Regions from separate parts of the Homo sapiens genome. Here region 2 is linked to region 1. Evidence: read pairs that join two places in POLR2A ChIA-PET (ENCODE). Cell type or tissue: PC-9. All regions are shown on one strand. Each heading gives the region's core, and the rest is flanking DNA. Links, peaks and the distances in the headings are about the cores only. Region 1 overlaps SCTR (secretin receptor). Region 2 has its middle 21 kb from the start of DBI.

Evidence for each region. Peaks named below come from ENCODE experiments on the same cell type or tissue, not always from the same donor. Only the 100,000 strongest peaks of a DNase experiment are listed, where the experiment ranks them.
Region 2: POLR2A ChIA-PET joins it to region 1 with 8 read pairs; 2 of 35 experiments call an interaction of 5 or more read pairs at or near these places.

The regions. Positions count from the first base shown.
Region 1 is chr2:119,454,241-119,470,730 of GRCh38, reverse strand. It overlaps SCTR (secretin receptor), which reads left to right. Exons shown (of 13, transcript NM_002980.3): 5 at 4,845-4,942; 6 at 6,476-6,608; 7 at 8,731-8,884. Among named protein-coding and RNA genes, the nearest start is that of SCTR-AS1, 14 kb to the left of the region's middle. In PC-9, for the core only: no CTCF peak of the experiment used is centred there; no DNase peak of the experiment used is centred there; H3K27me3 peaks cover 697 bases.
Region 2 is chr2:119,379,812-119,396,301 of GRCh38, reverse strand. No RefSeq gene overlaps it. Among named protein-coding and RNA genes, the nearest start is that of DBI, 21 kb to the right of the region's middle. In PC-9, for the core only: no CTCF peak of the experiment used is centred there; DNase peaks (open chromatin) are centred at 6,561 and 8,361; H3K4me3 peaks cover 578 bases; H3K27ac peaks cover 1,619 bases.

The DNA.
Region 1 (16,490 bases), core at 8,207-12,206:
AGACTCTGCCCCCAAAATAGGAAAAAACATCCACACAATGAGAACTGTTGGTTTACACTAATCAGTACGAATAATGGAGCCCAGGGCCTTAACCACAACGTTCATGCCAAGATTAAAACTGTAAAATCCCCAAACCAAGGAGCTGAAATTTCATAAAGGAAAATGTAACGCTTTGGACTTAACTCAGAAAAATGATTGTCCAAAAATGGTGGAAAGGAGACCTAGCTTGGCTTCAGCTTGCATTAAAAAAACAAAACAAAACAACAGCTCTGAGATTGGAAGGGTTTCCTGACCACGTGATTCACCGGTCCCTAAATGCCAGTCCACAAATTGGCACGAGTTTTGTTCTTTATTCTGAGATTTAAACCATCCTATTTCTTATTATTAAAATGTCTTTTTATCAACTGAGGGTGAAGGTATGTATTAGTTGCTTTTCTTTTTTTCTTCTTTTCTTTTTGTGACATCCTTACTTGGTATACACCACTATATTATTGACACACAATATTACTGACACCAATAGTGGACTCAGATTGGCAGTAAGACCGCACATAGATGTCACATGGGTAAATAAAATGGGATTTGCAAACTGTAGCTCTTGGACCCAATGAGGCTCCACTGCCTGCTTTTGTAAATAAAGTTTTATTGGAACACAGCCAAGCCCATTCCTACCACAGTAAGGCTACGTTTACATGACAAGGGCAGAGTTGAGTATTTGCAAAAGAGACCACAGGGCACTCAGAGCCCAAAATATTTACTCTCTGTCCCTTAACAAAAAATGTCTGTGACAGATGATCTAAAGGCTACAGAAAGCAGGTGGTACAGTCAGAACATACAGCAGTAAGAGAGGCAACTGAATTCAGGACAGACAACAGTGAGGCTTCTGGGCCCCATGTCCTCCAGGAGTGGTGCACACTTTTAGATGTTAAGAGCTGAGGACTGGCTGGGTGTGGTGGCTCATGCCTGTAGTCTCAGCACTTTGGGAGGCTGGGCTGGGAGAATCACTTGAACTCCTGAGCTCAAGACCAGTCTGGGCCACATAGGGAGACCCTATCTCTACAAAAAAAATTTTTTTAAGTAGCTGAGTGTGATGGCACTTGCCTGTAGTCTTAGCTACTCGGAGGTTAAGGCAGGAAGATTGCTTGAGCCTGGGAGGTTGAGGCTGTAGTGAGCCATGATCGTGCTACTGTACTCCAGCCTGGATGACAGAGTGAGACCCTGTCTCAAAAACCAACAAAAAAAAAGCTAAGGACCGAAGGTCACATGAAACCTTCAGGGAGCAAGGCTGTTTCTGGGTGGGTGAGGTCTTATGGTTCCTACCTTACAAGGCAAGAACGGGTCTACATGAGAAGCGGGCTGGTCACCTGGCAAGCAATGGCCACAGCCACGGGACAGTGCAGAATCTTCTGCATGACACCCCCCTTGTCACCCTGTGCCTCTTCAGGCTCTTGCAGGCTGGTCCAGGTATCCCCAGGAGTGAGGCTGACACCCTCTGCAATGCGGCTCATCTGTACATGGCGAGATTATATGTTAACATATTGGTCCTCAATTTTTTGACATTTCACAGGTCTTTGATGTCCCAAAGCCTAGGAACCATTAATTCAAGGCAACCCACTGCCCTTCAAGGGTCTTCCTCACATCCCTGAGAGGTGACTCCTGGCTCTCAGGAGAGCAGTTACATCAGTGGGGAACTCAATGTCACATGGTAGCCTTCCTATCGAAGGCCACCTCCTGCTGTCAGAAAATGATCAGTCACCCCGAGTCAAAATCTACCTCCTTTCTGGAAACTTCCCCCAACTGGAGCTCACACATGAGGTCTGGCCCTTCTTCTACATGTTGTTCAGTCTAACACTTTTCTCCTCTAAGTGTGTGTTTTTCCCCTCCAGGTGTCATGGACCCAGTTTTTTCATGTACTCTACAGATGACACAATCACCCTCCTCTGGAAATGCTTCAGTTTATTAATGTGACTCTTAAAATAACATGCCTAGCCTCTCCAAACATTCCCACGTGGCCAGCTGCCCACAGCACTCCATCAGTGTAACTGAGAATAAAGCTAATTTTTGAGCCATTTCATGCTCAGACTTCCTACCATCTCAAACCGCTGACTCATTTTGAAGGAGGATGGTGGGATGGGGAAAAATTAAAATTACCATACACTGAGTGTTTCCTACATGCCAAGGCATTGTCTAGGTACTCTATCTGACACTGTATTTGTTCTTCCAACAAGTCTGCAAGGTAGATATTATTATCCCCATTTTGCAGATGAGGAATCTGAGGCTCAAAGAAGTTAAATAATTTGCTCAAGGTCACACAGTTGGTGAGTCACAGTCCGGGTTTGGAACCCTTGTCTCCTGGCTCTGAAGCCTGTGTTCTTTCTCTACAGTACACTGTGTGACACCATGGAGCTTGGGTCTTTCTAACCTCAAGGTTACTTTCCCATGAAGAGCTGTCAGCCAGGTTTCCCCTATTCTATTCTTGTGCCTTCTTAAAAAAATAATTACCCTTTTCTTTTGGTTATAAATAGCCCTTATCCACTGTGGAAAAATTAGAAGTATAGAAAAATTATAAAAGAAAATAACAACTCTATTTGCAAGCCTATAATACAAAGTTAACCACTGTTAACATCAGCCATATCTCTTTACAATCTTGTCTCTCTGTATGTATGAGATTGAACCACATGGAATGGCTGATATTCAGTTTTTTTGTTTTCTTTATTTTTTGTGTTGATATTCAATCATTTTGGATCTACACAAAAGGTAATTTCATATAAATCTTTTTAAAATTTATTTATTTTAAAAATTCTCAGCAGAATCAGTTTTCATATAATTCCCTAATATGTTTTTACATATAGCTGGAATCACATTGCACATGTAAAGTTTGAATTCTGCTTTTTCATGTAATAATATATCAGCATGTCCTGACTCATTTTAAATTCTTGGTAAACAACATTTTATTAGCGGTATACCATGAAAGTAATTTGTATTTGAAATAATTGATGTAACTATTCTATTGTTGGACATTTGGGTTTTTTTTATCACTAATACTTCTGTGATAAACATCTTCATGTATAAATATGCTTTTAAATTTCTGATTATTTCTTAGAATCAATTCCTGAAGGTAGAAGGGAGGTCAAAAGGTCATATTTCAAAGGTTCTTGATACATATTTCTATATTACCTTCCAGAAAGATTGAACCAGTTTTGAGTCCCACTATACCCTCACCTGCAGAGGAAATTATTACTTTTACATATTTGTTAGTTTGGTTGGTAAAAATTATTCTTTTAATTTTTATTCCCTTGATTCTTTTTGATACTTTATTTTTTGGACCTAAATGCAGATCTTTCAATTTTTTTTTTTTTTTGAGACAGGGTCTCCAGCCCAGGCTGGAGTGCAGTGGTGCAATCTCAGCTCACTGCAACCCCCACCTCCCGGGTTCAAGCGAGCCTCCTGCCTCAGCCTTCCAAGTAGCTGGGATTACAGGTGCACGCCACCATGCCTGGCTAATTTTTGTATTTTTGGTAGAGACAGGGTTTCTCCACGTTGTCCAGGCTGGTCTCGAACTCTAACCTCGAGTGATCCACCGACTTTGGCCTCCTAAAGTGCAGGGATTATAGGTGTGAGCCACCATGCCTGGCCAGATCTTTTAATTTTCTGACCAATATTCCACTTAGATCTTTTTGACTCAAAGATGAGCCAATAGTGTGAAGTGGCTGCTGAATAAGTGAATGCCTGCTTGGCTGCATAGGCGCGCAATGTATAGATCAGGGGAGATGGGAGGTGATGGATCCCTTCTACCTCTTCCTGGTCAGAGAATGCATCTGGAGCTTTTCAGCTATGTGGTTCTGGGGGTCTTATTTAAGAAGGACATTAACAAACTGGAGCATATTAATTTAACTAAAGGTTGAAGGATTGTGGAAAGAGGTTAAAGACACAGGGAATATGTATGTATGTATGTATGTATGTATGTATATATTTATTTATTTGAGACAGGGTCTTACTCTGTCATCCAGGCTGGAGTGCAGTGGCTGGATCACAGCTCACTGCAGCCTTGACCTCCCAGGCTGGAGTGATCCTCCTACCTCAGCCTCTGAGTGGCTGTGACCACATGTGTGCACCATTGTGCCTGGCTAATTTTAAAATTTTTTGTAGAGACAGTGTTTCGCAATGTTGCCCAGGCTGGTCTTGAACTCCTGAGCTCGAGCAATCCTTCCTCCTTAGACTCCCAAAGTGCTGGGATTACAGGCATGAGCCAACGCACCCGACCTGACACAGGGAATATTTGACATAGAGAAAATGAAAGAGAAACAGATGGGCAGAATAGCTGTATTAAAAAATGGCAGGCCTCCCTGTATGACCTTTGTAACTTTTCTATATAAAACCTGCCTTATATAAAAGACAAATCCATTTTAAGTGGATCCAGAAGACAGAAAATGGACCAATAGGTGGTGCAAGTAATTGATTTTAGCTTCACATAAACAAAATCTAATATTTTGTGCTATTTTACACCAAATAACTTTCTCAAAGGGCAGTGAGCACTTTGTCTCTAGAGGTATTCAAGCAAAGGTTTGAATTCAGAGAGTTGGTAAGGGGCCCTATACATAAGATGGAAGTTTGAATTGGCATCAATTCAAACTTAGGGATGATCCTTAGGGATCATCAGATGATCCCTAAGGGCTTTTCCAATGCCAGGATGTTACGGTGTTATGTGTCTGTGAATTGGCGTCCTTGAGGTATGGACAGAATAGCAGCGTCGGTGGGTTCAAGCTGCCTGAAGCGGATGCAGTGAGGCACAGAAGGCAGAGCTAGCCAGGAGGGCCGGCGGGGCTGACACGTGCCTCTCTCTGCAGCACTCCTACCTGCTGAAGCTGAAAGTCATGTACACCGTGGGCTACAGCTCCTCCCTGGTCATGCTCCTGGTCGCCCTTGGCATCCTCTGTGCTTTCCGGTGAGAACACACTGCCAGCTCTCCATACCCCAGCCCTCCTCAGGTACAGACTTTGGGTCTCTTCTCAACCACCCAGGACAGAAAGAGGAAGGTCTGAGTGAACTACCTTGTCGTCTCTTGATCTAAAGCTGACCTATGGCAAAACATCGAGGTTCCTGTGACCTCATTCATCCCTTTATTTTTTCAACATTTACTAAGCACTACTGAGAACTTGCGGCCGGTCGCTTTATATGTATTCTAATTTTCACACAATGCTATGAGATAGGTAACAGGAACCCCATTTTACAGTAGTACTAGCGAGATTCTGTTGCAAGAGACAGAAATCCACCTCGAAACAGCATAAGAAAAACAAAGGCGACCTGACCCATGTAAGTGGCAAGTTCATGGGCATCTGCTGTAGGCATGGCTGGATCTAGGTGTTCAGTGGCATCAGCAGCTAGGTCCGTCTCCCTCCATTCCACTGCTCTGGGTTGGCCTCATCCTCTGGGAGGCTTTCTGCAGAAGTGGCAGAGACAACCACCAGCAGTTGCTGGCATTCATCCTGCTAGCTCAGCAACACCAGGGCCAACAAGAGCCTCTTCCCCTCTGGTTCCAGTAAAAGTCCTCAGAGTTCTCATAGGCCGGGCTTAGGTCACATGCCCAACTCTGAGCCAATCACTATGGACAGCGATGGAGCACTCTGATTGATCAAGTCTGTCATGAGGGTGAGAAGGGTGGAGCCCTCCCAATCCAGAGCTGGAATGGGTTTCCCAGAAGAAAGCCTGTTTCCGGTACCAGAAGAAGCAGAACAAGTAACTGACTTCTGTCCCCTGCAGCAGAGGAGGACACTGAGGCTCCGGGAAGTGAAAAGTCTTGCTCAAGGTCATATAGCTGCTAAGTGGCAGAGCCAGGGTCTGCTTTCTCCCCGCAGCCTGTGTTCCTTCTGTGCCCCTAGCCCTCTCCCGTTCTGGTTGCCGTCCTCACCCCTCCCCCAAAACAATTCTGGGAGCTGGAGATGGTGGTAGGTCAGGGCAGAATACAATGTTGCCCCTACAGCCCCAGCTTTTTATTTATTCATTTAGAGACAAAGTCTTGCTCTGCTGCTGAGGCTGGAGTGCAGTGGCAATGGTAGAACTCCTGGGCTCAAGCAATCCTCCCACTTCAGCCTCTTGTACAAGGAATACAGGCAGGCACCACCATGCCCAGCTAATTAAAAACAAAAACAATTTTTTTGTAGATACAGAAGTCTCAATATGTTGAACTCATGGCCTCAAGTGATCTTCCTGCCTTGGCCTCCCTAAGTACTGGGATTACAGGTGTGAGCCACACTGTGGCTGGCCTTTTTTTTTTTTTTTCTCACTGCAGCATGTAGCAAATTAGACTGGCCACCTGGAGACCCAGTTCCTCATTCAGGTTATGCTCACAGAATGTGTTACCCGGAAAGAGCTGAAGTCTAGGGCCTCAGTTTCCCCAGTGCACTGGTGGCAGGTGGGCCTGGCTGAGTCCCAGCCCCTCAGGCTCTGGCCTCTATGTCCCTACATTCTCTCCCTGCAGGAGGCTCCACTGCACTCGCAACTACATCCACATGCACCTGTTCGTGTCCTTCATCCTTCGTGCCCTGTCCAACTTCATCAAGGACGCCGTGCTCTTCTCCTCAGATGATGTCACCTACTGCGATGCCCACAGGGTAATATGTCTGGGTGCCCCAGGATGTCGCCAGGCCCGCCTGCCTTCCCCAGCCTAGCTTTGGAGAGGGGAGTAGCCTAGTTGTCCTTCCCCCAAGCCCCTGCTGAGGCTGCACTTAATACCAAGGATAAAGCAGCCAGTGCTGACACTGGGCCAGGAGGTTCAGGGAGATTCCACAGCCACATGTGCACAATCTGGGTCATGTAGGAGAGAAGCTCATGGGGGTTGCCGTAAACTCCCAGTGTCCAGGAGTGAACTGGTCACTCTAGGAATTAGATATATAGGGAGACTCCTCTTTTCCCTACTTCTGCCAGTTCCCAGCTGAAGAAAGATGACCCAGTCTGGAGAGGGTGGGGGTTGGTCATAAAAAGAAAAGGGTGAGCATGGGCCAGTATGTCTGTATAAATGTATTTGCAATAAAACGTTGTGTTTTCTTAAATCTAACCCCCTTTCTCCTTCCAAATGCCCAGATGACTCAATTCATTGCAATCACCCTGTGTGTCAGTTGGGATTCCTTTTGCTGCGAATAACAGAAAACTATATATTGGGGTCTTAAACAAATGGGGGCTGTTTCCTACGTAAGCAGTCCACAGATGAGGTGGTGCAATGGCTGTGTGATACCATGAGGGACACAGTCTTTTCCCCTGTTTCCGCACTGCCATCCTTAGAGTAGGCCTTTGATGTCATGCTTTATACCACATGGTTGCAATATGACTGCTGCAACCCCAGGCCTCCTGTCTGTGTTCCAGGCAAGAAGGAGAAAGGTAAAACGTTAAACATTTTTTTATCTTTTGGGCAGCTTTGCCTTTCTATTGAGAAAGGGCACCTTCCCCAGAAACTCCTACCTACATCTCATTGGCTAGAGTTGAGTCATGTAACCACACTTAATCGCAAAGGAAGCAGGGTGATAGAGTTTTTTACTATCACAATCTCTATAGTAGAGGCGAGCAAGGGAGAAAAGAGATTGGAAATTGAGATTAGTTCAGCCAACCTGCCTGCCACTTCCTACCACTCACCTGTTTGTATTGTTCAGAGTTGTGTGTGTGTGTGTGTGTGTGTGTATTTTCTGACTCAGACTGAGAGGTTCTTCAGGTAGGATCCATGTCTCTCAAGGAGGTCTCCAGGATGAAACAAGAGTACCTGCTGGGAGTCAGGAGCCTTAAATCCTAGCCACGCTTCATTACTGACCAGCAGTGGACAAGGCCAGCAATGCCCCAGCAGGGAACCTTCTCAGGTTTTACTAAACATTAGACTCACAAGTCAACCATGGGCCTTGCCTGGAGTCAGAGCCTCTGGGAAGGCCATAAGGCAGGAACCACCACTGTCCCCAGGCAGCACCGGGCGCTCCTCCTTCTCGGGCTTGTCTTTGCAGCAGCCCTACGGCTATCCCGGGAGCTGTCCCATCCCCAGGGGACAGCCCAATGCAAAGAAAAGGACAAAGGCCCTACCATGGCAGAGGTACAGGAGCTGTGCTGGTGTAGAAGCCTGGTGCCCCACAATTCTACAGGCATAACTTCCGGGGATCCCTGCAGGGGACATGCCTGTTAAAAGAGTCAGTCACTGCATCAGGGAAGTCCAACTCCATGACATCCCCATCAGATATGTGGAGAGTGCAATGTACCAGCCAGGGCCATTTTTACCATAATCAGTGGTACCTCCTAACAGAGTTGGCACATCCCTTCATTATGTGTTTGCAAGGGAACTGAGCTTAGAAAAGATTTTTTTAACCCTTTGCTCAGAAATCTCTTCCCTTTCTAGGCCTTGGTTTCCTCATCTGAAAAAATGAGGGGATTGGGCAGTATCCGACACAGTTCTGTAGTTGAAGGACTGCCTCCTCATCTAGCCTGGCAGCCAGTGCTAGGATTTGAACCTAGTTCCTGCTCCTATGATGGCTCATTGATTGGCCAGCTTGACTGAACCCACTAGGCCTGTGGACTCCTACTCTCTAGAGAATGCTGCAGGCCTGATGGAGGAAGGCCACAGAAGATGGCCTTGAACCCCAGAGGCCCGCTCTTGTGGCCTGGCTCCTGCCCCTACAACACCCTGTTGCTCCCTTTGGGGCCACTCACCAGAGGGAACCCCACTGCCACCCGGCCTGGGTTCAGCTGCCTCTCTCTCTCCAGGCGGGCTGCAAGCTGGTCATGGTGCTGTTCCAGTACTGCATCATGGCCAACTACTCCTGGCTGCTGGTGGAAGGCCTCTACCTTCACACACTCCTCGCCATCTCCTTCTTCTCTGAAAGAAAGTACCTCCAGGGATTTGTGGCATTCGGATGGGGTATGTTTCTCCCTGGGTCTGATATCTGCATGGTATGTGGGAAGGGGTGCTGAGTCGAGAGTCGGAGGGTTCGGCTTTTAGTTCCAGCTCCACACTTAACTAACTTGTGTAATCTTTTTTTTTTTTTTTTTTTTTGAGTTGGAGTTTTGCTCTTGTTGCCCAGGCTGAAGTGCAATGGCATGATCTTGGCTCACTGCAACCTTCATCTCCCAGGTTCAAGTGATTCTCCTACCTCAGCTTCCCAAGTAGCTGGGATTACAGGCATGTGCCACCACACCCAGCTAATTTTGTATTTTTAGTAGAGACAGGGTTTCGCCCTGTTGGTCAGACTAGTTTTGAACTCCTGACCTCAGGTGATCCGCCCGCCTCGGCCTCCCAAAGTGATGGGATTACAGGCGTGAGCCACCGCATCCAGCTAACTTGTGTAATCTTAGACAAGTTCCTTGATGTTTAACCCTCTGGTCTCAGTTTACTTATCTGTCAAGTGGGAAATCCTAGCTCAAATTTAGCCCCAGTTTCTGGCATCTAGAGCTTTTTACAGTTCGTTCCCACCCAATACTTGTTGCCTCGTCTGCCTTTAGACGGTGCATTCCTACGTCCTCTTTCTTGCTTCCTTTCTGTATTAGAACGCTTTTGACTGCTGGCATCAGAAAATCTGTAAACCTTTAAACATAAACGAAATTAATTGGCTCATATAACTGAAAAGTCCAGTGATCACCAACTTCAGGAGAGGCTGAATCCAGCAGCGTCACACTGTTGCTTTCTGTCTCTACTTTGCCTTTCGTAACATCGGCTTTGTAGTTAAGCTGGTGTTCCCAATGGAATGGCCAACAGCTTCTGGGCTAGAGACTTCCTTGTACCGAACTCCAACGAGAGAAAGAAAGAGACTCCATCCAGCATTCTTAGCAAATATTCTGAGGTGCACTCTGGTTGGACTGCTTGAATCTCATAGACACCCTTGAACTAGTCACAGAGGCCTGAGAGAATGAAATATGTTGATTGGCCTTAGCTACTCAAACCACATGACTTCCTAAAGGAAATTCGGGATTCATTGTCTAGGAAAGAGGGAGAATGAGAGCGAGACAGCCAAGTGCGGGCCCCCATTCCATCTCTGTCCCTTTTCCTTTTCGGTCAATGAAGACGACAAACAACTTCCATTTTAGGGGCACTTGCTATGTGCCAGGCATTGGATTCAGCACTTTACATGTATCATTTAATCATCGTAGCAATCTCCAGAGGCCTCTCAGAGACCTCAGCTCACAGACACAACGTAACATACCAACTCACATGGTAAACAAGGACAGACCTCAGGATTCAAGCCAAGACTTGTCTGTTTCCAAAGCCCTTTAACTTTTACCCTGCCATTAACACCCATCCATCCATCCATCCATCCATCCATCCATCCATCCACCCACCCACCCATGCACACATCCACCCACTCATCCATCCATTCCTCTATCCATTCATCCATTAGTTGCTCATTTGATAAACATGAACGTTACCCTAAGGAGTTCTAGACAGAGAGCCAGGTTCCTGTGAGTGACTCAAAGGCTTACAGAGATAGTCATGTGCACCAAGCATTAGCTTCTTTTGGTTTCTTCCTGGTGCCTTTAAGAAGTGTCCCTGCCAGGAATGCCCTGTGCTGCCTTTTCTGCTTGTCTAAATCCTTATTTACAAGGGCCCTGTCTCCCGATCAGGGGAGCTGCCTGAGCTGGCAGAGCTTGCTGAGCCCTCCTGCTTGCTGAGCCCTCCTGCTTGCTGAGCCCTCCTGCTTCTGAACCTTGGCAGCCCAGTCAGCACCTGACCCCGGGCCATCGGGAGGTTGCAGAGTTATGCCGACGTCTCTAGAGGCCAGCAATCCCAGAGTGCCTGGGGACCAGGGACTTGCCTTATGCAGCTGGCTCTGCCAAAAAAGCACCCAACTCACTGAGCCCAGTTCACTAAGCTTTAAATCCCAGATACGCCAAGATTCAGCTGTATGAACATGGACCGTTTTCCCATCTATAATATCAGGACCATAATTTATTCAACATTCTTTGAGCACTTCCTGTGTTCAGGGATTACAAAGCTGCATTGTGATAGTATCTCTGTCACAGGATTTTAAGATGTTGGAATGAAATAATAAGAACCTTCCTTTCTTCTTCAAATCTTTGTGGAGCATCTACTGTACGCCAGCCCTGTGCTGGGTGCTGAGAATTGAGTGACATATAAAACAGCAATGGTTCTCTTCCTCCTGGCCTGTTTGCCTGCCAGACACCAAAGAGACCCTGAAGGGTCCCTAGAAGGCCTGAAGCCCCTCTATCTGTGAGAAGCCCTTTTCATGCGAAGGTAACGGCCCCTGCTTGAAATTATACTGATTTCATCAAAGATAGGTTGCTTAAATGGGTACACCCCTACTGTAAAACCTTGTAAAAAAAATTTTTTTAAGTAGAAAAAAAAAAATTACCCTAGTCCCACAGATTGAACTTTTTCTGAGATTTCCTTCCAACCTTTTTTTCTACTTGCAGTTTTTCCTCACATAGCTGTGGTCATTCTCTATGAAGAATTTTGAATTTCGCTTCTTCCCATTAACACATAAGCATGTTCTGTATTATGTCAAATCTTTCATAAACATTTTAAACTACCACATAGATAGATAGATGTGATATAGATGTATTTAACCACATACCTATTGTTTGGACATTTAGGTTGTCTCACTATTATAAATAGCACAGTGATGAATACCTTTATGGGCAAAGTGTTTTCTGTATGTAATACAGAATCCCAGGATATGGATTCCTGAGTGGAAAGGAGTGAGCACGTTTAAGGTTTTTAACACTTACCCAAAGCTTTGACTTTTTCAGAGCGGCTGAGGTGTGAGTCTGTATCCAGAAAATAGTGACAGCGCAGGCTTTATAGATGAGCCAGGCTGCCACTCAGCGAGTGAGAGTGAGCGGCTGGCACTGGCGGTTCTGCCTCAGCATGGGTGAAGGTCTGCCAAACCCAGCTTGCTGCACTCCCCGCCCAGAGACTCTGAGGCAGTGGGTCTGGGGTGGCCCGAGACTGCATTTCTGACGTGTTCCCAGGTGTTGCTCATGCTGCTGGTCCAGGGGCCACACTGAGCCACCAACTTAAACCATTACAAATTTTGCAAACTTTCCCACCAACTTGCCACTAAGGATGGAAGATAATGAACAAGTGCCTCTCAAAACCCATGTTCTTTGCCCAAAGCACTAAGAATTGAGGCAAGACTTTTTTTTTTTTTTTGAGAGAGAGTCTTGCCCTGTTGCCCAGGCTGGAGTGCAGTGGCGCAATCTGGGCTCACTGCAAGCTCCGCCTCCCGGGTTCACACCATTCTCCTGCCTCAGCCTCCTGAGTAGCTGGGATTACAGGTGCCCACCACCACACCCAGCTAATTTTTTGTGTTTTTAGTGGAGACGGGGTTTCACTGTGTTAGCCAGGATGGTCTCAATCTCCTGACCTCTTGATCCACCTGACTCGGCCTCCCAAAGTGCTGGGATTACAGGCGTGAGCCACCACGCCCGGCTTTTTTTTTTTTTTCAAGATAGGGTCTCTCTTTGTCACCCAGGCTGGAGTGCAACTGTTCAATCTTGGCTCACTGCAGCCTCAACGTCCTGGGCTCAAGTGATCCTTCTGCCTCAGCCGCCTGAGTGGCTGTGACTACAGGCATGCACCACTGTACCTAGCTAATTTTTATTTACTTATTTTTATTTTTTGTAGAGACAGTGTCTCACTATGTTGCCCAGGCTGGTCTTGAACTCCTGGCCTCAAGTGATCCTCCTGCCTCAGCCTCCCAAAGTGCTGGGATTACAGGCATGAGCCACCACACCCAGCCCAAGGCATTTGTTTAATTGTTATTTTTATCAAAGTCATTCATGTACTTGGTTTAAATAATTAAACAAAAGACTACAAGGTTTATAATAAACAAAAGCTAAATCTCCTGCCTTCACTTCTTATTCCCGAGCTCAGCCTCCAGAGTTAATGCCTTTCACTCTTTTAACTTGTTCCTCCTAAGATTTACTCTCGTGTTTCTAAAATCAATACACTACTATTTCTTGATTTGTCTGTTTGAAGCATTAGTTATTGACTCCACATGATGGAAGATAAGAATATAAAATTATTTTTTCTTTTCTGAGACAGGATCTCACTCTCTTGGCCCAAGCTGGAGTGCAGTGGTTCAATCACAGCCCACTGCAACCTCAAGCTCCTGGGCTCAAGCGATCCTCCTGGCTCAGCCTCCTAACTAGCTAGGACTACAGGTGCATGCCACCACATCTGGCTGATTTTTTACATTTATTGTAGAGACAGGGTCTTGCCATGTCTCCCAGGTTGGTCTTGAACTCCTGGGCCCAAACGATCCTCCTGCATCAACTTCCCAAAGTGCTGGGATTATAGTTGTGAGCCATTGCGCCTGACCAAGAATATAAAATTCTTAATCCTCTACCTCCATTCTTCCTTTACAGTTTCTTATCATTTTTGGCTAAATCAGATTCAGTGTATACATTATTATATCTATGTAAATAGTGTTTACCACTGAGACAAGTGGTGTACAATAATTTTACTTTCAATCTTATTAACTTTTTATTTTCCTGGAATCATTTTTCCTTTGCTTTTTATATATATATATTGCCAGCATCAATTCTCTCAAATTCTTTGGACAGCCTTCCAATGCTATTTATTTTCCAAATCATCAAATGCAATAGGAAATCTATCAGTTCCTATTTGTTTGTTTCCTGCTGTATTAGTTCCTAAGGCTATCTTAACAAATTGCCACAAACTTGGTGGCTTAAAACAACAGAAATTTACTCTCTCACAGTTCTGGAGGCCAGAAGTCTGAAATCAACGCGTTGGCAGGGTTGGTTTCTTTTGGAGGCCCTGACGGAGGATCCCTCCCATATCTCTTTCCTACCTTCTGGTGGTGGCTGGCAATGCTTGGCATTCCTTGGTTTGTAGTTGCATCAGCCCCATTCCTGCTTATGTCTTTACATGGACTTCTTCCTCTGTGTCTTCTCTCTCTGTGTGTCTCTCATGGCCTTCTTATAAGGATGCCAATCATGCTGGAGTAGTGGCCCACCATACTCCAGTATGACTTTATCTTAACCAATTACATCTGCAAAGACCCTATTTCCAAGTAAGGTTACAGTCTGAGGTGCTGGGTTGACATGAATTTTAGGGAGACACTATTCAACCTGGTATACTTGCCAGTGTTTTTTTCTAGAGCTTTCTGCCTTCTTGCTTGACTTGGCCTGGCTGTTCTCCAGATTTGCTCAGCTCCCTTAGCTTTCACCTTCTTCCACAAATCCTGTTTCCTTTCTTTCTCATCTCCCTGTCTTTGGTTCACTCTCTAGTTGTGTTGGAGCACATCCTCCAGTATCTGTCTAACCAAGAGCACCTGAAAGGAACATTTTTTTAATCCCATGTCTGAAGATATCTTCGTTCAACCTTCATACCTAATTCATTATTTTGCTGGACATAAAACAAGCTGAAGTCCAGGCACAGTGGCTCACACCTGTAATCCCAGCAATTTGGGAGGCCAAGGTGGGCAGATCACTTGAGGTCAGGAGTTCGAGACCATCCTGGCCAACGTGTTGAAACCCTGTCTCTACTAAAATACAAAAATTAGTCAGGGGTGGTGGTGGGTGCCTGTAATCTCAGCTATTCAAGAGGCTGAGACAGAAGAATCACTTGAACCCGGGTGGTGGAGGTTGCAGAGAGCTGAGACCACTGCACTCCAGCCTGGGCAACAGAGTGAGACTTCATCTCAAAAAAAAAAAAAAAAAAAAAAGTTGAAAAATCATTTTCCCCAGAATTTTGAGGGTCTTGTGTTTTGGCATCAGTGTTATGGGATGTGCCATGCCATTTTGCTTCCTGAACTTTTTACTCCTTTCTACATAAGCTGCAGGATCTTCTCTCTGTGTTCTGAAATGTCACAGGGATGTGCTGTGATGCAGGCCTTTTTTCATCGTTTTTCCTGGCATACGGTGTCCCTTTCATCTGAAAATTCATGTCTTTCATTTCTTGAAAATGTTCTTACATTATCTATTTAATTGTTTTTTCCTTCTGTTTTTTATCCTCTGTTTTCTGAAACTCCCTTTAGTCTAATGTTGTACATCCTGGAATAACCTCTAATGTTCGAATTTCTTTTTCCTACTTTTCATTCCACTGTTGTTTATTCTGCTGAGAGATTCCTAGTCTTTATCTTCCAACCCGTCTATTGCGTGTTTAATTGTGGTTATCATATGCTCCGTTCCTAAGCCCCCTTTCTTGTTCTCCGGGCACTCCCTGTTGACAGCATCCTGTTTGTGTCTTGTAGATACGACCTTTTATCTCTCCGATGGCGTTCCTTAGAGTTGTTTTGTTCCAAGTTCCTTCTGCTTCCTGTATGGTCTGTTTCCTCTGAGTTCCTTTTCTCTGATTGTTTTGGTCTGTGTCTTTTATGTAATAAGATGTTGGTGACCTTGGCTGTCTGTTCCTATTTAAGAATGAATCACTTCAGAGCCGGCTAATGGCTGTTGGGGGTGTGGGGTTTGTCTCTCAAGGGACACTGGACTGGAAGTGTTGGGGGGTCCCCCCATGGCTATCTATAGGCTCTTTGTCTGGGGCTGTTCAGTTCCTCTAGAGAATCCTTTCATCTCCAGCGTGCAGTGGCAGGGAGGTGGGCAGAGGGTAGAGGGCTGGGGTAGGGGTAGAAGCCCATTCAGTAGAGGCCTGAAAACTGAGCGGCCCGGGGACCAGGGCTTTTACCATTCAGCTTGAGCACGTCCACTAGAAATAGAATCTGATTTAAGTATTTCTGCTTAAAAAAAAAAGAATCTGAGCCATACATCTAGCTTAAAATTTTCTAGTAGCCACAATCAACACAGTAAAATGAAACAGGCAGTATTTGTTTCAACAATCTATTCTGTTCAACCCAAGGTGACCAAAATAGTATCATTTCAATGTATAATCAATATAAAAATTGGTAATGACATATTTTACATTTTTTTTTTTTTGAGATGGAGTTCCTCTCTTGTCACCCAGGCTGGAGCGCAGTGGCGCAATCTTGACTCACTGCAACCTCCGCCTCCCGGGTTCAAGCTATTCTCCCACCTCAGCCTCCCGAGTAGCTGGGATTACAGGCATGCACCACCATGCCTGGCTAGTTTTTGTTTTTTTAATAGAGACAGGGTTTTGCCATGTTGGCCAGGCTGGTCTCGAACTCCTGACCTCGGGTGATCCACCTGCCTCAGCCTCCCAAAGTGCTGAGATTACAGGCATGAACCACCGCGTCTGGCCATGTTTTACGTCCTTTTATTTGTACCAAGTCTTCAAAATATGGTATCTATCTTGCACTTAGTGCCCAACTCAGTAGGGACCAGCCACATACCAGGTGCTCAAGAGCCACCTTGAGCGCTGGTGTAGACTGTCACTCCATTCCTGCTCAGCTGAGCAACCCCTCCAACCCTCTGCTGGGCTGCAGCCCTGTTCTCCTTGGTTCAGTAATTCCAGAGAATAAACTCTGTTGGAAGTTGACTATTCAGTCTGGTGAGGGTAGTGCTGGCCGCCTGGGGTGCTTATCTGTTTCTTATCCAGACTTCAAACCATCCTCCTGCCCCAGCCCCACTCT
Region 2 (16,490 bases), core at 4,599-8,598, 71 kb after region 1:
ACACCAAAGGAATCAGGATTCTAGTAGAAGGTAACTGATGGCCTGTCTGTGTCCTGGGAGTTAAGAAAGATCAGGATGGTCCTAGAATATCCTGCTGTTGGCCCCAAACAATGGAAGGTTTCAAAAATTTGGCACCAAAAGAACTGCTTGGCCAAACTGTAACAATTGGCAACAATTTATCATAATCTGAGCATCAAAATGGAATACTTGTATTGTTAAGAATAAGTTTAGTCTAAAAAGACATGCGAATATAATGATACCTGAAAAAGAAATGTTTATAGAAAGTGTAAAAAGATAGTATTTAAATAAATTGCAGTAGTGAGGAGAGTGTGGATATGTCTGTTTCTAAGTCTATGTAAGACGCATTCTCCATGTGTAAGTGGTAAAGAATAAACATGGAAGCGTGAGCAAGTGAGAGATGACCAGGAAAAGCAAGGAGGACCTATCAGTGTTGTCAGTCACACAAAGCCCCAGAGTAGAACGATGCCCAAGAGTGCTGCACAATGATGGACCAGGTGAGTCTCCCAGAGAGACCAGCTGTCCAGACTGCATCCGTGACTTCTGGGGGATGAGATCTCTAGTTGTCCTAATTAATCAAAATGCATCCTAATCTTGGGTGATGGGTGCACCAAAATCTCACAAATCATCACTAAAGAACTTAGTCATGTAACCAAATACACTACCTGTCCCCCAATAATCTATGAAAAAAAAAGCATCCTAATAAAACAAGCATATGTTTCCTCCTGTCCCTCTTTCTCCTCTTCCTTTTCCTCCTTCTCTTTCTTCTTCTACTTAATCTCTGCTCCTTGTTTTTCAGGATATGTTTGCTGTATCGCTTGAAGGTATCAATATATGCGTTACAAGCTCTAAAAAGGTAAAAGGACAAGTGTAAGGATGGTGATTATAAGAAGCCTCCTGGCTGGGCGCGGTGTAATCCCAGCACTTTAGGAGGCTGAAGGGGGCGGATCACGAGGTCAAGAGATTGAGACCATCCTGGCTAACATGGTGAAACCCAGTCTCTACTAAAACTACAAAAATCAGCCAGGTGTGGTGGCCTGCGCCTGTAATCCCAGCTACACGGGAGGCTGAGGCAGGAGAATTGCTTGAACCCAGGAGGCGGAGGTTGCAGTGAGCCGTGATCGTGCCACTGCACTCCAGCCTGGCAACAGAGCGAGACTCCATCTTAAAAAAAAAAAAAAGAAGCCTCCTGGCTGGGTGCAGTGGCTCACGCCTGTAATCCCAGCACTTTGGGAGGCTAAGGCGGGTGGATCACTTGAGGTCAGGAGTTCAAGGCCAGCCTGGCCAACATGGTGAAACCCTGTCTCTACTAAAAATACAAAAATTAGCTGGGCATAGTGGTGCACCTGTAATCCCAGCTACTTGGGAGGCTGAGGCACGAGAATTGCTTGAACCCGGAGGCAAAGTTTGCAGTGAACCGAGATAGCACCACTTTACTCCAGTCTGGGAGACAGAGCAAGACTCTGTCTCAAAAAAAAAAAAAAAAAAAAAAGTAGAAAAAAAGAAAGAGGACGCTCATACTGGTGGTATTTTAGAACAAGTTTAAATGTAATCTTTTGTCTGGTATATTTGTGGATATTTTGTTTCAGTCTAAATCTTTTTCTTAAAAAGCCAGGAGGTAAATGTTTTTGGCTTTACAGGCCATGTGGTTACTGTTGCAACCACTCAACTCTGCTGTTGTACAGGGAAAGCAGCCATACACTATATGGAAATGATGGTGTGGCTATGTGCTAATAAAACTTTATTTGTAAAATCAGGCAGTGAGCCTCAGTTTGCTGACTCCTGGAGTAGAATATTTGAAGTGTGAGGTAATCTGTCATGATAAAACCATAATTTTAGTTTAAGTCACATAGGAAATGTATTGAATAACATCTGTAATCAGTGTCCAAATGTTAAAGAAAAATCATTCTCTAAATGTGGTTTATTAAAACTGCATTCTGTTTAATCAAGGCAGTATTAATTACCACACAAAAGCCCTTCTGATATGAAAATAGTCTACTGATGCTAATGATAGAGCCGAATCTAAATTCTCAAATCTTTGAACTGGTAAAATAATTCCCATTAAGGTGGTGTGGCAGAGACTAGCCGACTACTAAGCAAACCATTTCCTCTTTTCTCTGGGCACACACAGCTGGACTATATTTCCCAGCCTTTCTTACAATTTGGGTGCCTTGTGCCTGAATTCTAGCCAATGGAATATCAACAAAAGTGATGCATGTCAATTCAAGACCTAGCCTATCAAAACCTCCATTGTTGGCTGGGTGCGGTGGCTCACACCTATAATCCCAGCACTTTGGGAGGCCAAGGCAGGAGGATCACCTGAGGTCAGGAGTTCAAGACCAGCCTGGCCAACATAGTGAAACCCCATTTCTACTAAAAATACAAAATTAGCTGGGTGTGGTGGCACATGCCTGTAGTCCCAGCTACTTGGGAGGCTGAGGCAGGACAATCGCATGAAGCTGGGAAGCAGAGGTTGCGGTGGACTGAGATCACACCACTGTACTCCAGCCAGGGTGACAGAGCGAGACTCTGCTCAAAAAAACAAAAACAAAAACCTCCATTGTCCTTCCCAGTCCTCATGCTGAGCTCAGAGGCCCCCAAGGCTGTAAAGGAAGGCAGAGGCAGAACCTGGAAGGAGCCATCCACTCAGCAAGAACTCTATTTTGTGCTTCCCATGACTGAGCAATAAAATTATATTTTTATATACATATATATACATACACACATATATATGTTTCTTTCCTATGAATACATGCCTATGATAAAGTTTAATTTATAAATTAGGCACAGTAAGAGATTAATAATAACTAATAATAAAATAGAGCAAATATAACAATATAGTATAATAGAAGTTATGTGAATTGTCTCTTTTTCAAATATCTTATTATATGTAATATTTTTGGACTGTGGTTGGCTGCAGGAGACTGAAAACTTGGAAAGTGAAACTGTGGATAAGGGGGGCTCTTGTATCTTAAGTGTGGCAATGATTGCTGGCTGTGGGGATTTACTAATAGAATTTGTTTTGGAATACCTTGAATGGGGTACAGCTGAGGAAGACAAGAAGGAGATGAAATTTTGACACCCATCTGTTCATCCATTCAATAAGTGTGTTTATTGAGGATTTATGTGGCTAACCTCTGAGACAGGGAAGATACAGCCGCTGCCTTCAAGGACCTTACCCAGGAGGAAGCAGGCAGTTGTGCTAACAAATAATTGTAACAAAGCATGTAGCTGGGGGCAGTGGCTCATGCCTGTAATTCCAGCACTTTGGGAGGCTGAAGCGGGTGGATCACTTGAGGTCAGGAGTTCGAGATCAGCCTGGCCGACATGGGGAAACCATGTCTCTACCAAAAACACAAAAATTAGCCAGGCTTGGTGGTGCACACCTGTAATCCCAGTTACTCAGGAGGCCAAGGTGGAAGAATCGCTTGAACCCAGGAGGTGGAGGTTGCAGTGAGCCTAGATTGCACCACTGCATTCCAGCCTGGGTGACACAGTGTGACTCCTTCTCAAAATAATAAATAAATAAATAAAAATAAAGCATCTAGAGTTCTGTGATAGAAATGTGTCCCTGTGGGTGGCTTGGATAGAGGAGGGTGTTATCAGTTGCAAGAGAGGAGGGAACAGCTTTTTCAAGGCCATACAAGGGTGCTATAACCTGGGGCCAGTTAGGCAGGGGAAAGTTGGGGTGGGGAGGCATAGCAGGAGGCGACTCAGAGAAGCAGTTCCCTCTCAGATCCCACCAGGCAGGTGAGAAGAGGCAGGCGGTGGGGTCCAGGATTGGGCTCTGCATAAAGAGATCAGGGTTTGGCATAAATCTATACCTGCAGTGTCAATTCCAGCCACCAAAAGCAGAGGCTGCACAGTCAGCCAGGCAATAGGACTTGAGTAAGCTTGTGGGGACCCCCAAAATGACGGTTGGTTCAGTCATAGGAGCTCCAGTGCTTCCTATGCAGGTTCATTCTTTGAATGCTCATACTGAATGGCTACCGTGTGCCAGGTGCAGTCCCTATTCCACTGTCCATCGGGCAGTGGGGGCAACAGACACACAGACAGATTATTTAGATTCCACGCCCTTTGTTAGTCCACTGAAAAACCTTGTTCCCTCCACATAATAAAACTCACTCCATGTATTGAGTAGGTACTGGATGCCAGGCACTTTATACATTTGAACACATTTGATTTCATTCAATCATCATAATAATCCCTTTTAGTGATGAGTAAATGGAGTTCCGGAGAGGTTAGCGGTAAGTAGCAGAGCCAGGATTTGAAACCAGGCCTGCTGGAACTGAAGTAAATCCCATGCTTTATGTACTCTGTCCCAAAGCTCCCTCTCTAGACACTTCACACTTTGCTCATCAGGCCCCAAGGCCTTCCTTCCTCCAGACCTGGGCCCATTCCACCAGACCATTCTGCCATGTCCCTCTGAGAACCTTGCAGCATTCCCTTTACATGTTCCTCTGACAACCTTGTAGGATATGTTGCATGAGGTTGTCGTTTTCCATTTGTTACTGTATATTATTCCATAGTGTGACTATTCCGTATTATTTAATTTTTAAAAAGTTCAACTTACCAATTTTTTTGTGTGTCAGCCAGTTACGGTGGCTCACACCTGTATTCCCAGCACTTTGGGAGGCTGAGGCGGGAGGATCACTTAAGCCCAGGAGTTTGAGACCAGCCTGGGCAACAAAGTAAGACCCTGTCTCTACAAAAATACACACACACTCACACACACACACACACACACACACACACACACACACACACATTTCTTTTGTGGATCATGCCTTTGGTGTGTATCTAAAAAGTTATCACCATAGCCAAGGTCATCTAGGTGTTCTCCTATGTTATCTTCTAGAAGCTTTATAGTTTTGCATTTTACTTTTAGGTCTATGATCCATTTTGAGTTAGTTTTTGCGAAAGGGGGAAGGCCTGTGCATAGAGTCATTTTTTTTTTTTTTTTTTTTTTGCTTGTGGATGTCCAGTTGTTCTAGCACCATTTGTTGAAGACTATCTTTTCTTCAATGTGTGGCTTTTGCCCCTTTGTCAAAGATCACTTAGCTGTATTTATGTGGATCTATTTTCTGGGCTCTCTCTTCTGTTCCATTGATCTATTTGGCTATTCTTTCATCAATACTACACTGTCTTATTGGAGCTTGATAGTAAGTCTTGATATCAGGTACTGTCAGTCCTCCGACTTTGTACTTGAAGATATCGTGTTCACTATTCTAGATCTTTTGCCTCTGCATATAAACTTCAGAATTAATTTACCAATATCCACAAAATAGCTTGATAAAATTTTGATTGGGACTGCATTAAATTAGATCAAGCTGAGGAAGAGCTAACATCTTGAAAATATTGAGTCTTCCTCCATGAACATGTAATATACCTCCATTTATTTAGTTCTTTGATTTCATTCATCAGAATTTTGTACTTTTCCTCATAAAAATTTTGGATATAGTTTGTTAGATTTATAATTAAGGATTTCATATTGGGGGATGTTAATGGAAATGGTACTGTGTTTTTAATTTCAAATTCCACTTGGTATATAGGAAAGTAATTGGCTTTTGTATATTAACCTTGTATCCTGGAATCCTGCTATAATTGCTTATTAGTTCCAGAAGTTTTTCATTGACTATGATCATATCATCTGCAAACAAAAATAGTTTTATTTCTTCCTTTCTAATTTGTATTTTTTATTTGTATTTATTGTATTCTTTAAGTTTGTATTCTTTTATTTCCTTTCCTCATCTCATTGCATTAGCTAGAACTTCCAGGATAATGTTGAAAAGGAGTGGGGAGAGAGGACATCCTTGCTTTATTCCTTGTTTCCTTAGTGGGAAAGCTTTGAGTCTCTCACTATTAAGTAAGATGTTAGCTATAGATATTTTGTAGATATCCTTCACCCAGTTGAGGAAGTTCCCCTCTATTCCTAGTTTACTGAAGTTTTCTTTTTTTAATCATAAATGCATGCTGAATTTTGTCAAATGCTTTTTCTGCATCTATTAATAAGATCATGTGATTTTTCTCTTTTAACATGTTGATGTGATGAGTAACATTAATTGATTTTGAATATTAAATCAGCCTTGCATTCCTGGGAGAAATATCACTTGGTTGTGTGTATAATTCTTTTGAAACCGCCTCTGCAAAAATTAGAACAGAAAATTATGACAGTGAAAGAGATCTGACCTAACTGATTCCATATTTCTTCTAACCTCCAAACTGTCCTTGTTCATTCCTGGGTGCAGGCCAAACTAATTTTGGAAGGAACTTAGTTTATGGCTTAACTTTGAAACAAAGATGATAACGGCCCTCTTCCAAAACAAATCCGCTTCCTGCCTGGGGACTAGACTGCCTTTGCAGGACTAACAGATTAGCCACAAGATTAGAAATTATGGTTTAGGGGTCACGCTGCTAGAGGCTGCAAGATTCTAAACCTCCCAAATTATCCTGGGGATAATATTACTATTGCAAAACCTAAGATCAGACCCTGCACTCAATGGATCAGCTGGCACCACCCAGATCGAGAAACTGGCTCATCTGGTCTTGTGGCCCCCATCCAGGAACTGACTCAGCACAAGAGCACAGCTCCCTATGATTTCATCTCCAACTCAACCTGTCAGTGCTCCCATGTTCTGACCCCCTGCCCACCAAATTATCCTTAAAAACCCTGATCCCCTAGCTTTCTGGGAGACTGATTCGAATAATAATAAAACTGCAGTCACCCATACAGCTGGCTCTGTGAGAATTAAACTATTGCAATTCCCCTGTCTTGATAAATCAGCTCTCTCTAGGCAGTGGGCAAGGAGAACCTGTTGGGTGATTACACTTTTCTTTCTTTTGTTTTTTTTTGTTTTGTTTTGTTTGAGACAGTGTCTCGCTCTGTTGCCCAGGCTGGAGTGCAGTGGCATGATCTCGGTTCACCGCAGCCTCAACCTCCCCAGGCTCAAGCAATCCATCCACCTAAGCCTCCCCAGTAGCTGAGATTAGAGGAGTGCACCGCTATACCCAGCTAATTTTTGTATTTTTAGTAGAGGTGGGGTTTTGCCATGTTGCCCAGACTGGTCTCAAACTCCTGAGCTCAAGTGATCTGCCTGCCTCAGCCTCCCAAAGTCAGTTACACTTTTCTATCAAACTGTTGGATTCAATTTGCTAATATTTTGTTGAGGATTTTGCATCTATGCTCATAAAAGATACTGGTCTGCAGTTTTCTTTTCTTGTAATGTCTTTGTTTGGTTTTGGTGTTAGGGCAGTGCTGGCTCCATAGAATGAGATAGGAAACCTTTGCCCCCTTAATGGTGTTTCTTACTGTCACTTAAAATTCGATTTAGGAAAAAAGGTTTTCTCTGTTCCTAAACAAAAAACAGGATCCTGGCAGGCCCTATAGTTTGCCAGTTTCCTCCTACATAGTAAAGTGTCCTTAGATGGAGTAAAAGAAGTCTCACACACAAAAATACAAATATATAATTTCATCTATAGGAAGTTGTAGAACAGGCAAAACTAATCTGCGGTAGAAAAAGCCAGAGCAGAATTTGCCTCTAGGACCATGATGACAGATATTGACTGGGAAGGGGCATGAAGGAAATTTCTGGATGTAATGTTCTATATTTCGATAGGGATCTGGGTTGTACAAGTATATGCATTTGTTAAAACATCACACAGTACACGTTTTTGCATGCAATCTGTGGTATATAAATCTTTCCCTAAGGAAATAATGGACTGTAAATAAATACTGAACTTTGATTAATAATATACATGATTCAGTTTTTTGGGGAAGCATACTGACATCGGCAACTTATTTTGATATTCACAGAAAAAATAATTTAGATTGCTTGAGAGATAGAGGGATGATGGATAGGTGGATTAATATATGATAATGCAGCCCGGTGCAGTGACTCATGCTTGTAATCCCAGCACTTTGGGAGGCCGAGGCAGGAGGATTGCCTGAGGCCCAGGATTTGAGACCAACCTGGGCAAAATAGCAAAACCCCATCTCTACAAAATGTTAAAAAAAAAAAAAAAAAAGCAATTCGTGTAAAATGCTGTGAGAAAATCTATGTAGTGGACACATGGGTGTTTGCTGGAAAATTCTTTCAACTTATTTTCATAATAAAATGGAGAGAAATAACAAATGGAAAGTCCTTTAAAGTTTGGTGTGGCTAAAAGAATGGTCTGCGTCCTGGCCCAGGCCAGGTGGTCTTATCACTCCATCATGTGGCTTCTGCAGATCCCAGGTCCCAGTTCTGTCCTGCAGTCTGTCCCGTGACTGTCTCCACTGGAAATGGTGTCATCTGCTCACAGCCCCAAACACCATTTCTAGATGACTCATGGCCTCTGCCCACGCAAGATCTACAGGTTCTCTTTTAAGCTTTTGAGTCTTGATCACATGTATCGTTAAGGAGATTGCTTCCTCAGTAGCTATTGGCAGCAATGCCAGCACTGGCTTGGTTCCCTCTGAGCGCTGCATCAGGCCTGCTCTGCCAAGCGGAAAATGCTGCTCTGCCCAATGGGCAGAAATGAGGATAAGGGGGCATTTCCTGGCAGGCACAGCTCCACTCAACACCTCTGCTGACTCCAGAGGGTTCTGGGTTAACCATTTAACATATACTACCTTAGTTAATGGAAAACATCTGACCTGCTGCACCCTGGCAGAAGTAGACTTTGAAGTGGAGAGCTGGGACTGAAAAAGAAAAAGTCTGTGGGAAGAACTCCAAAATACAACAGGAAGGAGGAAACCAGAAATTATGCAAGATGGCCCCAAGGGAGAGAGAGAGAGCGATAGAGAGAGAAAGACTGCCTCTGAAGCAGCAGAGGCCGCTAAAGAGAATCCTGGAGAAGGCAGCCATCAAACCTTTTTCACTTTCAAGGGAGCCTGAAACTGCAAGCTACAACTTACCGGCTGAATTATAAAAACAACAATGTTTAAAATAATAATATTCAGTGCTAGCAAGAAGTTGGTGAGAGGGCACTTTTATACATTACTAGTAACAGGTTTTTACAAAAATAATTTAACAATATGTATAAAAGATCATACATTTTTACTCAATAAGTTATATCCAAGAGTATATCTATTCTAGGGGCAAAAAAAATGTTTTCAAAGATCCATGTATAAAGATATTTAACAGGCTGGGCGAGGAATCCCAGCACTTTGGGAGGCCGAGGCGGGCAGATCACAAAGTCAGGAGATCGAGACCATCCTGGCTAACACGGTGAAACCCTGTCTCTACTAAAAATACAAAAAGAAATTAGCCGGGCGTGGTGACGGGCACCTGTAGTCCCAGCTACTTGGGAGGCTGAGGCAGGAGAATGGTGTGAACCCGGGAGGCGGAGCTTGCAGTGAGCCAGTGAGCCGAGATCGCTCCACTGCACTCCAGCCTGGGCGACAGGGCGAGACTCCGTCTCAAAAAAAAAAAAAAAAAAAAGTTTAACAAATTATTATAATAACAGGAAAAATAGGGTATTGCTTATAGTGTACTAATTAAATTATAGTTTAACAATGCGATGCAAATATTATGCAGACATTTTTCATGATATACTTTAGGGGAGAAAAATCAGGTTTAGAACTTTATACACAGTATGATTCCCATTATGTGCTAAATGATTATGAGAGATTATTTGTTCTCTTTTTATAGTTTTCAATATTTTCTAAGTTTTCTGCAATGCATGCATATTGTTTTTCATATTTGGAAAAATATTTCTTAAAATGCAGCAGTTTGGAGATGGGATGTGAAGATTTCTCTCTGGGGATTGAGAAGGCAATATTGCCAAGGCTTGTTTAATATCTCTTAAAAATCAATTTGCTTAAGGATAAGCTTGCTATATTAAAATTAAAAAGAAAGAAAGAGATGAAAAATCAATTTGCAAATCTTTTTTCTTTTCTTTCTTTTCTTTTTTTTTTTTTGAGATGGAGTTTTGCTTTTTGCCCAGGCTGTAGTGCAATGGTGCCATCTCGGCTCACTGCAACCTCCGCCTCTGGGGTTCAAGTGATTCTCCTGCCTCAGCCTCCCGAGTAGCTGGGATTACAGGCATGCTTGTATTTTTGGTAGAGACGAGCTCGTCTCTACTAAAGTTTCTCGAACTCCCGACCTCAGGTGATCTGCCTGCCTCAGCCTCCCAAAGTGCTGGGATTATAGGCGTGAGCCACTGCTCCTTGCCTTCTTTTCTTTTTTTAAAAATCTTTTTTACAGTCTGTCCAAGAATATGGCAAAATTTGCAAATTTTTTGCTTATACTGTAAAGACAGTGCAGGTTCCAGTTTAGATTCGTACTGATGGAAATGTTGAGTCTGTGGGTAGGCGGAACAAAGCCTACTGCTGAAGAGCAGGGCTCTGCCTGCATTCGGCTGGGGCAGATGCATTATAAAACTTCCCGAAAGTGTAGTTGTAAGGCAGGGCTATGAACTGTGTAGACAAAACAGAAAAACCCCATTCCTACAAAATGTTTTTTTTTAAAAGAAAAAAAAGATAATGCAACTAAAGTAAAGAAAATCTGTGTAGTGAATACACAGGAGTTTGCTGTAAAATTATTTCAACTTTTATGTATGTTGAAAAAGTTTCATAACCGTCCATAGTGGCAAAGGTTGCTGCTATGCTCTCTTGCAACACAGACAGCTTTAGTGACAAATTTCCACCATCCACAGGGAAAGTGAAGGGCCACTGGAAAAGAAGGAACAGGGGAAAGGGAACTACCACTTATGGAGTCTTGTGGGACGTGTGTATAATGTTGTTGTAGCCAGAAAATGACAGAAACCTCTCTCGTACCAGCATACACAAAAAAGAGTTACATTGGAAAGGACAGTTTGATTGAAGCTTCATGTGATAATATGGAATCTCTTGCAGCTTATATTTTCCAAAAATGGCTGCAACAATCTCCCATCCCATGGGCCTTTCCTACAATATGACTTTGACTTTCCTCCCATGAAGAGATGGGGTTTATGTTCCTTCTCCTTGAATTTGGGTGGGCTTATGACTATGGCAGAAGGGATGCTGTGTGATTTATGAGGCTAGGTTATACCAGGTGACACAAATTCTGCCCACTCTCTGGGGACACCGACTTTGGGAACTCGGCCACCATGCTCTGAGGAAGCCCAAGCCACATGGGGAGCCAGGTGTAGGCGTCTGGCCAATCGCCAGCATCAATCATCTACCAGACACATGAGTGAGGAAGCTCTGTGGGACTCCAGCCTCCACCATCAGGTGCAGCCTTGGGAGCCATCCTGAACAAGACCCACCCAGGTGAGCCCAACTAACCCCAGAGCCATGAAAACAATAATAATAAAGTGATTGTTGTTATTTTAAGCCACTAATTTAATTTCTGAGGTGACTTGTTACACAAAAATAGAGAACTAGAACAATGTCCATCTCTTAGCTCTTCCTCTCTTTTTTGTTGAACTCATTCTCTCCTGGTGGGTGGCAGGGTGGAGGGAGTGGCTAGAGTAAGCTCCAGGCTTAGCATCTCCATGAGAAAGAGATTTTTCTTCTAACGTCCAAATACGATCTCAGAGGACAGCTAGTGTGTTGTTGACTCCTATGCCCATCTTTGGAACGTCACTGTGGCCAGAGGAATGGGATTCTGTGACTGAGGCTGCCATTTGTTCACTCCAACATACATTTCCTCCTTCCCCTGGTAATGACATAAATTCTCCTGATTTTATTCATGTTGGCAATGTGCCCATCTCTCTTGTAGCTAGGGATGGCTAGGTGGTTAAATTCTGGCCAATGACAGGTGTGTGGTCCTTTACAGAAAGATCCTGTATCAGCTCCTATTATTGTAACAGATCACCACAAATGCAGTAGCTTAAAACAACATAAATTTATTGACTTACAGTTCTGGAGGTCAGAAGTTTGATATGGGTCTCACCAGGCTACAATCAAGGTGTCTGGGGGGCTGTTCCTTCTGGAGGCTGTAGGGGAGAATCTGTTTCCTCACCTTTTCTAGATTCTAGAGGCTGCCACGTGCCTTGGTTAGTGTCTTCTTCCATCTTCAAAGTCAGTGATGGCTGACTGAGTTGTTCTTACATCGCACCATCCTGACATTGCCTGTTCTGCCTATCTCTTCCACACTTAAGGACCCTTGTGATTACACCGGGTCCATCTGGATAATCCAGGCATCTCCCCACCTTAAAATCAGCAGATTAGCAACCCTACTTCTCCTTTCCATGCAACCTAATCTATTCACAGGTTCTGGGGGATTCAGACACGAACCTCTCTGGGTAGATCATTATTCTGCTAACCACAAATCTTTAAAAAGGAAGGGTACCCTTTTATCCTTTCTTCTCCCTTCCTGCTGTCTTGAATGGACTCCTGATACATCCACTTCTGGGATGAGGTACTGTGGCTGGCAGCCTGCCAGAAGCACCTTTTGGCAGTTGCTGCAAAGAGAGAGGAACTGTTCTTAGTAGGCTGAGAGAAGGATGCCAGACAGACAAAAACATCAGATGTTCATTATAAACATCTGCTGCAATAATGCTGCATGATCAACAACCCCTAAGACTCAGTGGCTTACAAGATTTATTTGTTAATTTCTAGCTCACAGGCCTTCAGTTGATGGTGGCTCTGCCAGGCTTATCTGGGATCAGTTGGACTTGCTCAAGGCTGTGGTTAGCTTCAGGTAGGCCTTGCTTATCTCTCATGTACCTGGCAACAGTGGCTCCTTGGCATCTTCTTCCCATGGCAGATGGCAGAAGTTCAAGAGGGCCGGCTAAGCCACACAAGCTCATATAAAGCTCTTTCCTGGATCATGTCTGATCACATGCCGTTGTGCAAAGCAAGTCCTATGACCAAGCTCGAGTGAATGGGTGGGGACGAGCAGTTCACTTCTGGTGGGCACACTTCAGGTTGGAACAGTGAAGGGCACAGACAGATAATCCTTTACGGAGGGTGCCAGGGGTTGGGAACAATCATCCAATTTACCACAGTGAGCTAAGCCAATCCACTTCCCTCATCAGTGAGGAAGTTTTGTAGGGATGTCTCTTCATGCCCACTTGACCTGGAGGAGTGCTACAGTGATTTTCTTCCCACTACATCCCATGCCCACTATTTTTAAAAATACTGAAAAGTGCAGAGACTAATGTAACAAATACGGAATACAGGCTCACAACCCAAATGTAAGAAACTTTTAGGCCAGGCACGGTAGCTCATGCCTGTAATCCCAGCACTTTGGGAGGCTGAGGAGGGTGGATCACGAGGTCAGGATTACAAGACTAGCGTGACCAACATGATGAAACCCCGTCTCTACTAAATATAAAAATTAGCCAGGTGTGGAGGTACGCGCCTGTAATCCCAGCTACTCAGGAGGCTGAGGCAGGAGAATTGCTTGAACCCGGGAGGCGGAGGTTGCAGTGTGCCCAGATCTCACCACTGCACTCCAGCCTGGGCGACAGAGCGACACTCCATCTCAAAGAGCCCCTTAAATTTGTGTCCTTTTCATTTTCTACTTCTGGAGCACCAAATTTTTGAGACTGTCACATAACTATAAATGCAATAGTTTCTGTTCCAGAATCCTGGGTCCCATACCCTAGGACTTTACCATACTTACCTAATATGGGCACAGCCCTGACTAACTACAGTAACTTTATTACCTAGGAATTGCATTTGTCTGCGTGTAGCGGTCTCCTGAAAAAAGTGGTTTAAACACACAAGGATCTATTATCTTACGGAATAAATTTTGAGGTAAGTAGCCTAGGGATAATTCAACACTTCTTCAGAGCCACCCGGAATTGAGATCCTTTTATCTTTCTGTTTCCATCCTCCCTGCTTTTAGGATAGGAGAGAGCAGTCTTCAGCATGAGACCCATCCCTAAGTAAGTAGCTGATTTGGGATTTTGTCTTGGCTAAAGTTAACAACCAGCTGGTCTTAGTTTCTCCTTACCATTAGAGTGCTCAGTAATCACCTAAGTTGTACAATTGTTTGTTTTGCTTAACTTTTTGTTGTTGTTGTTTGTTTCTGTTTTTGTTGTTGTTTCAGTCTTTTTCCCATTGGGTTTGACCAACTCTATATCTGACTTGATCATATCCAAAGGAAGGTTCCAAATTATGGGGAACAAGTGACTTCAAAAGTGACTTCAAAAATGACATAATTTGGCTTATTTGGAACAAAAATTACACAGGAAGTATTGTCAAATATAAAATGGTGTCTGGTTTTCTTTGGACTGTATTTGTATAAATGTTATTGGTATGTGCTCCAAAATTATGGGAAACTTCTGTAATTCTTATGTGACTTAGTGTACATTATCAGTAATAATCATAATTGTAACGTTAAAATTATTGTGTGAGACAGAGGTAACAAATTTCCTTGTCAATTGTGTCTTTGACTATGGCTGCCCTAAAACTTTTTCTCACCCATGGACAATTGTTGTCTTGTTTTGGTCCTCTTTAGAAGATGATTTTATAATCAGCTATAAAACTCTAACAGGTGCTCTTGAATGCAGGTTTCGATAACTTTGGAGATTGTGGCATCAGAATAGAGGAAAAACTTTCAGGACTCATGGAGAGCTAAAATGTTCATGAATATCAAACAGAACAGGAGTTAACTGCCTGGACTGAACTAATCTTTTTGACTTTTTGCTTAAAACGTTGCTGATCCTTTGTTTTGTGTTTCAGTCTTGAAAATTTCTTTTGAGCTATTGACAGCTTTTAACAATTTAGTACACTCCTATGAACAAAATTTAGAGCATATGTTTCTCTCTACCTGATCTCTCCAGAATTTGAAAACTATTTGTGAGTATTCTTTTTGTTGTTGTTGTTGAGACAGAGTCTCGCTCTGTCACCCAGGCTGGAGTGCAGTGGTGTGATCTCGGCTCACTGCAAGCTCCGCTTCCCAGGTTCACGCTGTTCTCCTGCCTCAGCCTCCTGAGTAGCTGGGACTACAGGCACCTGCCACCATGCCTGGCTAATTTTTTGTATTTTTAGTAGAGACGGTGTTTCACCGTGTGTTAGGTAGGATGGTCTCGATCTCGTGACCTCGTGATCCACCTGCCTCGGCCTCCCAAAGTGCTGGGATTACAGGCTTGAGTATTCTTAACTTACAGCAATACAGTTATTTGCACAAGTGCAGTAAGAATCTGTTTTCATTTGTAACAGGACACAATTGGAGAAACTGGTTATTTTACCAAGGCTTTGACTGGAATGGTATGCTTTCTTTTAAGGAATCAACTTTGACTTATGGAGCCAATAAAAGCCCTTGGGGAAACTGGCCTCATACCTTGTCTACACAGTCCCTCTAAAGGGTTTCTGACCTGTGGTTAGTAATGAATGTCACTTTCTGATAGGCCCAGGAGCCCCAGGTTTATCCAGGGACCTCAAGAGGAGAGGAGATTCACCCAACTCATAGGTATTTGATGATACAAATCCATGGCTGGGTTTGGCTTTTAAAAAGTCTTATCTGAGAGAAAGTTCCATCAAAGCCAATTTTAAAAAGCCTAAGTGAAAAATAATTATTCTTGATGTACTTTATACAAATAATCTGGCCAAGTATAATAAAGCAAATTGGTCCTACCATGATTTGTCTTTAGTAAAAATGGGAAACTGGAGAGAGAAAAATTATGTTTCAAAAACTATAGTACACCTGTTGTTAGATTCTAATCTTGCCTAATTTTCAGTTTTTATTATTTTCTACAGTTTGGGCTGAATTCTAATTTTTCCTGGCTATAAGTCTCCAACATAATATTTTTAATTTTTTCTTCTTTCTTTTCCTTTCTTTCCCAGTTTTTTTTCTAATTTGAAATCACTGAAAACTAAGCTGTGCTTTCTTAAAGCCCTGTGAACTGAAGCTAGACAATTTAAACTTCAGAAGAAAATAACAGCAACCTATTTACATACATAAGCCACTTTCCAGGATCCTTCTTTTGTTTGTTGTTGTTTTTCTCCCCTTCCTCCTTCTATTTTCTCTTCATAGGACAAAGCCACTAATGAGCTTTTGGAACCCAACCATATAGGAATAAACTGTCCTAGCCATGAGAGATCAGATGCAACCTGAGACCGGAAACTCATTTTCTTTTCAAATGCTTTCTCCAAAAGATGTTAAAAAAGAAAAAGGGGAAAATGTGAAATGAAAATCTTGGGGCCCCAAAATTACTAAGCTAAAGGGAAAAGTCAAGCTGGGAACTGCTCAAGGCAAATCTGCTTCCCATTCTATTCAAAGTCATCCCTCTGTTCACTGAGATAGATGCATATCTGATTGCCTCCTTTGGAAAGGCTTATCAGAAACTCGAAAGAATGCAATGATTTGTCTCCCACCTACCTGTGACCTGGAAGCCCCGTCCTTGCTTCGAGTTGTACCCACCTGTCTGGATGGAACCAATGTACTTCTTACATATATTGATTGATGTCTCATGTCTCCCTAAAATATATAAAACCAAGCTGTGCCCCGACCACCTTGGACACATCTTGTCAGGACTTCCTGAGGCTGTGTCATGGGTGCGCATCCTCAACCTTGGCAAAATAAACTTTCTAAATTAACTGAGATCTGTCTCAG